Linked DNA regions of Homo sapiens: region 2 is linked to region 1. Evidence: chromatin loops called from intact Hi-C (ENCODE). Cell type or tissue: PC-9. All regions are shown on one strand. Links, peaks and the distances in the headings refer to the core of each region. The heading gives the core; the rest is flanking DNA.

What was found. A loop is a pair of places that touch in the nucleus more often than their neighbours do. Peaks named below come from ENCODE experiments on the same cell type or tissue, not always from the same donor. Only the 100,000 strongest peaks of a DNase experiment are listed, where the experiment ranks them.
Region 2: it touches region 1 in a loop (14-fold over the local background); 33 of 110 quality-filtered maps call a loop at or near these places.

What each region holds. Positions count from the first base shown.
Region 1 is chr3:196,071,609-196,074,730 of GRCh38, reverse strand. It overlaps TFRC (transferrin receptor), which reads left to right. Exons shown (of 19, transcript NM_001128148.3): 4 at 606-801; 5 at 2,579-2,728. It also overlaps the pseudogene RNU7-18P. Among named protein-coding and RNA genes, the nearest start is that of TFRC, 8.9 kb to the left of the region's middle. RefSeq lists a silencer at 1,389-1,438. In PC-9, for the core only: CTCF peaks have their summits at 1,146 and 1,346 (motif pointing left); a DNase peak (open chromatin) is centred at 1,272; H3K27ac peaks cover 991 bases.
Region 2 is chr3:196,517,488-196,520,609 of GRCh38, reverse strand. It overlaps a transcript of SMCO1 not described here. Among named protein-coding and RNA genes, the nearest start is that of SMCO1, 3.7 kb to the right of the region's middle. In PC-9, for the core only: CTCF peaks have their summits at 1,068 and 1,270 (motif pointing right); DNase peaks (open chromatin) are centred at 1,279 and 2,539.

The sequences.
Region 1 (3,122 bases), core at 22-2,521:
ATTTTTGTATTTTTAGTAGAGACGGGGTTTCACCATGTTGGTCAGGCTGGTCTCTAACTCCTGACCTCGTGATCTGCCCGCCTCAGCCTCCCAGAGTGCTGGGATTACAGGCATGAGCCACTTTCCCGTCCACTTTATGCCTTTTTAAGTGCCACTAGGAAGACAATCATGAGTAGATTCTATACCTGTCATTGAATTTAATCTGGTTGGAAAGAGAGACCCATGAATTATTTCAATACGACGTGCAAGTGTTTTCTTTTTATTTATGTATTTTTTTGTTTGCTCCCACTCCACCAGGAAGCAAATGCTACGCTAGAAAATATCCGCAGGACACTGGCGGTGCAGCAGCTCAGTCTCATGTTTCAAGGGGGTCTTTTGGAAAAAACTACCTATGTTTTGAATAGGTAGCTATTTGAAATAAAGCTAGTATATAATTTATTAAGTGGTTTAAAGTATACAAAACTGAGATGCATTATATACTTTAAAACTACTTAGAATTTGATGAAAACCAGTATTTTCAAGGCTTACCTGAAAATATTAACAGATTAACAGGGATAGATTACAAATGAAATTCTGAGTTCAGCTCTGGAACTTTGTCTCTTTAGGATTTATGATTGGCTACTTGGGCTATTGTAAAGGGGTAGAACCAAAAACTGAGTGTGAGAGACTGGCAGGAACCGAGTCTCCAGTGAGGGAGGAGCCAGGAGAGGACTTCCCTGCAGCACGTCGCTTATATTGGGATGACCTGAAGAGAAAGTTGTCGGAGAAACTGGACAGCACAGACTTCACCGGCACCATCAAGTGAGTGCCAGCTGCTGTGCAAGTATCTAGACAAGTAATTCAAGAATTATGATAGGCCACGGGGAAACAATAATGGTGACACTGTGGGGAATGGCTTGTTAGAGAAGACAAGACTTGTCATGTTTAGCTAAAGAGGGGAAGGGGCCTGTAAAAAACTGAAACTATACTGGTAGGGGAAAAGGTAGAACTTCTCTGGGGAGTCTCCTTTTTCTTAAAAAATTAATAGGCCCTTGATGTTTTCCCCATCTTTGTAGCTTATTGCTTGCTGTCATTCTCTGGCTCTGATTTTTCTTCTTAACCTCTTGTAACGTTGTACTAAGCTCTGCTTTGCTGACAAGGACATCAGTAGCTTTTCTCTGTTTTAGGAAGCAACACATGCCAGAAGTAGCCTTTTTCATCTCCTTGATCATGGGTAACTGCCTGCCTTAAGTCTCTAGTGCTTCTTAATTTCTGTGATACTCACCCATTAACCCCTAGGCCAGTCAGTATCCAGAGACAATGTCTCCCTCTGGTGGAGGCTGGAATACGGTGGCGTGCTCTCATCTCACCGCAGCTTCATCCCCCTACCATAGCCTCCTGAGTAGCTGGGACTATAAGCACGCAGCACCACACCCAGCTAATTTTTTTTTTTTTTTTTTTAAGAGATGGAGTCTCACCATGTCTCCCAGGCCGGTCTGTTCTTAGATTTTTATTTATTTACTTATTTATTTTGAGATGGAGTCTTACGTGTTGCCCAGGCTGGAGTGCAGTGGCACGATTTCAGCTCAGTGCAACCTCTGTCTCCCAGGTTTAAGCAATTCTCCTACCTCAGTCTCCTGAGTAGCTGAGATCACAGGCTTGTACCACCATGCTCTGCTAATTTTTGTGGGTTTTTTTTTTTTTTTTTTTTTTTTGCAGAAACGGGATTTCACCATGTTGGCCAGGCTGGTGTCTAACTCCTGACCTCAGATGATCCTCCTGTCTTGGCTCCCAAAGTGCTGGAATTACAGGATGAGGCACTGCACCTGGCCAAATTTCTATTTTATATTTATTTATTTATTTTATTTGTAATGGGCTTTCTGGCAAAAACTAGAAAGCATGCTAGACAAATTCTAAAAGAGCTGTAACACTTGTCCATAGAGTTTTACTATCTTTGCACATACATGCCTCTGTGCAAAGAATAAATTTATCTTTTCCTTTTTGCAAGCTTCCTACACTTACAGTGGTACTATAATTCTTTAGTCTTAAGTTATGGCATTTTCTACTTCATCTAGTTGATGCTTTTGTGTTTATTTACTGTACACCAGACCTTATGGTTAAAGTGAGAGTATAGTCCACCCCACAAAAATGTAAGAACTAATATGCTGAGTAAATAGAAAGAAGTATGGGAGATCGGACCAAGGAGCAGTTCTGCTTCAGGGTATTCAGATGCTTCACAAGTAGGTGAGAATTGAAACTATGCACTCTGTTCAGCACAGTATTACTATCTTAGATTTTATAGTAGATCTGGAAGCTACTCATTTCCCCTAAAACTATCCTAAGCAGATACATTGTGTTATGATGAGGCTCTTGAAGGAGTGCTTTGTAGTGGGTAAAGAAGCTTTGAAGTTACAAGATTTGGGGCAAAATTTTTTTTCTTTTGTGATATTCTGGTCAGTCTAGAAGTTTTGGGTCACAGTTCATTTATCTGAACTATGAGGGATAATATTTTGCTTTCAAAACAATTTGTTTAATCCTTGACTTAAATGTTTATTTTAAAGTAAACTTAAGTTCATTTAAAAGGCATTTTCTCCTCCAGGCTGCTGAATGAAAATTCATATGTCCCTCGTGAGGCTGGATCTCAAAAAGATGAAAATCTTGCGTTGTATGTTGAAAATCAATTTCGTGAATTTAAACTCAGCAAAGTCTGGCGTGATCAACATTTTGTTAAGATTCAGGTCAAAGACAGGTATGTTGAAAGATGGTAAACTTATTTTTATACAAGTAGCTATTTTCAGGTGTGCTAAATATAGCAAAGACTTTTTGTTAGTGTTGTTGGCTTTTTTTTGAAATGGAGTCTCGCTCTGTTGCCCAGGCTGGAGTGCAGTGGCACAATCTCTGCTCACTGCAGCCTTTGCCTTCTGGGTTCAAGTGATTCTCCTGCCTTAGCCTCCAGAGCAGCTGGGATTACAGGCGCACGCCACCACGCCCAGCTAATTTTTGTATTTTTAGTAGAGGTGGGATGGTCTCGAACTTTTGACCTCAGGTGATCAGCCCGCCTGGGCCTCCCAAAGTGCTGGGATTACAGGCGTGAGCCACCGCATGCGGCCCAAAGGCTTTTAAAATAAAAATCAAGCTTAAGA
Region 2 (3,122 bases), core at 179-2,678, 450 kb before region 1:
TTTATTTGCTTAAGATCCTGTAATGAGAAGGGAACATGAAGCTTCATAGCACCATTTCCATCAGGCATTTCCTGCAGAGGTAAGAGCGAAGTGGGCAAAGTGGGTGATATTGAAGATGGTGGAGCTGGAGGAGCTGATGGCATGATTGGAGGGGGTTCTGGATGAGGGGGACTAGAAGGGTTGGGACATTCAATAGCTGTCTCAGATTGCTCCTCTGGAATCTGCTTTAGCTCTGGGGAATTATTACCTATGGGCTTGCCTGCCATGGCTGCTAAAAGAACTGAGTCCATTGTACAAAACTTGTAAAGATCTGGGTTGTCTCACAGGGCAGAGAAAGCCTGTACATAGGGGACCTCAGACCATTTGCCCTTCTGTCTGCAGAAAAGATCGAATTTTTGGATAATATTAAAAGCAAGGCTCCCTCCAGCGGGTTTGTCTGTCCCCAGGATGGTAAGAAGGCCATGCCCTTGTGCAATATAACATGAGGTGCTTTTTCTTCAAAGTCTCAAGGTTGAAGAAGTCCCAGCGTTTTAGAATGCACTTGAGAGGAGTGCAGGTCGTAGATGGTCTGTTTCCCATCTAGAAAGAGAAGTGAGAAAAAGCCATCCATTTAGTCTCCTTCCTTTTGGTGTGTGACCCAGGGTGGAGAAGAAGACAGTGGGAGCGTCCCCCCCGACTGTTTTCCCTCCTTGGTTCCTGGGTCCTGGCACCTTGTTAAATGTGCCGCCCGTGGTTGTAGGTGTGACTCTCCAAGCCATGGAACCAGAGAAACTAGAAGATGGGATTAGTCATGCCTACCCATGCTATCCTAGTTCTCTGCATGTGGTTCCCCTTTTATTTCCTAGACTTGTGTGATCTGTGTGCCTCCCTGGAAAATGGATCTTGGGAAAAACTATGTAAAAGGCAAGGCTTCTTTAACGGAGGGAATGTGCTGGATTGGCTACTATTATGGCCCGCACTAGGGCATTTACCCTTAGAAAATGGTTCAGGTTAACTTCCAGACTTAAAATCCCCTTACTAATTAAGTACTGTTTTAATTGGAGACAGAATAGGTGCCTTAAAGGGACTTAAGGACCTAATGGCGATTTTCCTGCCGATGGGACAGTATCAGGACTAAAATTTGGCTGCAGAGGACATTTTACTCCTAATTGTTGGGGCAGAATTTTCCTATTCACAGAAGCAGCATAAAGAAAGCTGCAAAATGGAAAAATTGGGAAGCTACAGTGGACCAACGTGTCTTACAGAGGGGATTTCTATTTCCACGAGGTGGCGCTGTTGGCTTAAATATACCACGTGCTCGCACGAGGACTAGTAGCGAGTGACCTCACTGTGTGGGAAAGGGGAGGCCCTCTGTTCCTAAAAGATCACAAGATCCTGAACTACATCCATGGTTACTACAGCATTTCCTGATCTTCCCCAACAGGATTACTTCCCTGGGCTGCAAAAATTCCCTCACATTTGACACACAGAGAAAATAAGAGACATAGTGATCGCAGATAGAAAAAGAAGGGAAATTTTGCAACAGGCTAGCTGGGGACCCTTTACCAACACCTGGGCAGGCTATTGGAGGCTGAGTCCAGTCCAGAAGCATTTGAATAACACAAGGGTGTGCACTGGCCAGAAATTCTCAATTGCTTAAGAACTTTTCCTGGCCTCACGGGATGGTTAGGTTTCCTTGTTGAAAGGAAGCTGATTTGAAGCATGGCCAACGTGCCCAGTGACCCATGGGTATTGGGGGGGTCTCCATGTTCTCCCCAGTAAGCCTGACATCCAAGTCTCTAAGAATGGCAGCCACACTAACCGTGTCTTTAACTGGCTGATGGATGCTTGTTATTGATTTGATTAGATTTTAAAATGGAGACCAAGAGCCTTGGAATGAAAGGACAGATTTTGAGTCCGCTCCTCTACTCACTGCTCCATTGAATGTTGTACCTTGGGATTCCGGATGAGCCCCCAAAAATGACATGGCTACGTTGTCTAGGGAAACACCCAGGGTCCTTTGTCTTGTGCCAGGGTCCTTTGTCTCCAGCACTTTGGGAGGCTGAGGCAGGTGGATCACTTGAGGTCAGGAGTTAGAGACCAGCCTGGCCAACATGGCGAAACCCCGTCTCTACTAAAAATACAAAAACTAGCTGAGCATCGTGATATGGCTCCATTGTCTGGGGAAACATCCAGGGTCCTTTGTCACATGCCGAGAAAATTAGCAACATAGACACACGTAGAGTGGATTAAGGAGTGGAAAGTTTAGTAGGCAAGAAGGAAGAGAACAGCTCCCCTGTACAATGGGAGGAGGGCTCCAAATGGAATAACCCCCTTTAGCAGAAAGCAGTTGGTTATGTCAGGAGGCTTGAGGAGGTGGCATCTGATTTGCATAGAGCCCAAGGGATTGGTTTGACCAGGTGTGGCATTCACGTAGCCCACAAAAAAACTGGCCCTCCCACCCTAGCCTTTTATTATGCAAATGCAGCTACCTGGCTGGTTGCCATGATGCCTGTACATGTTACTTCTACCTGGCTGGCTGCCATGATATCTGCACATGTGGCAACAAAGAAAAAGCAGCAGGAACTGCCATATTGGGTGAACCTGGCTCTTAGCCACCAGCATTTACATATGTAAGCCTGTGACTTGCAAATCAATGCTTGCAGGTCTGGTTTTTCCAGCCACTTTCTGTTAGAAAAGAAATGTTTGCGGGGGCTGCTTTTTTATTAAAATAAAAAGCATTACTGAGGACTCTTTTACCCTTTCTAGCTGACTAAAATAATTTTTTAATAACTCCTGTAATAGTGGTGGCACACACCTGGAATCCCAGCTACTAGGGGAGCTGAGGCAGGAGACCTGCTTGAACCTGGGAGGCAGAGGTTGCAGTGAGCCCAGATCATGCCACTGCACTCCAGCCTGGGCAACAGAGTGAGAGTCCATCTCAAGAAAATAAAATAAATAGAATTCAGATGAACAGGCAGTTTTAGTGATGCATAGGGGAAGGCACAGGGGGGTGCTGTTAGATATGTATAGGGAAAGGTATGGGGGGGTGCTGTTAGAGATGCATAGAGGAAGATATGGTGGAGGGTGCTGTAGAGCTTCCACACCCTCTCCCCAGCACCATCCCACCAGCGCTTCCTTAT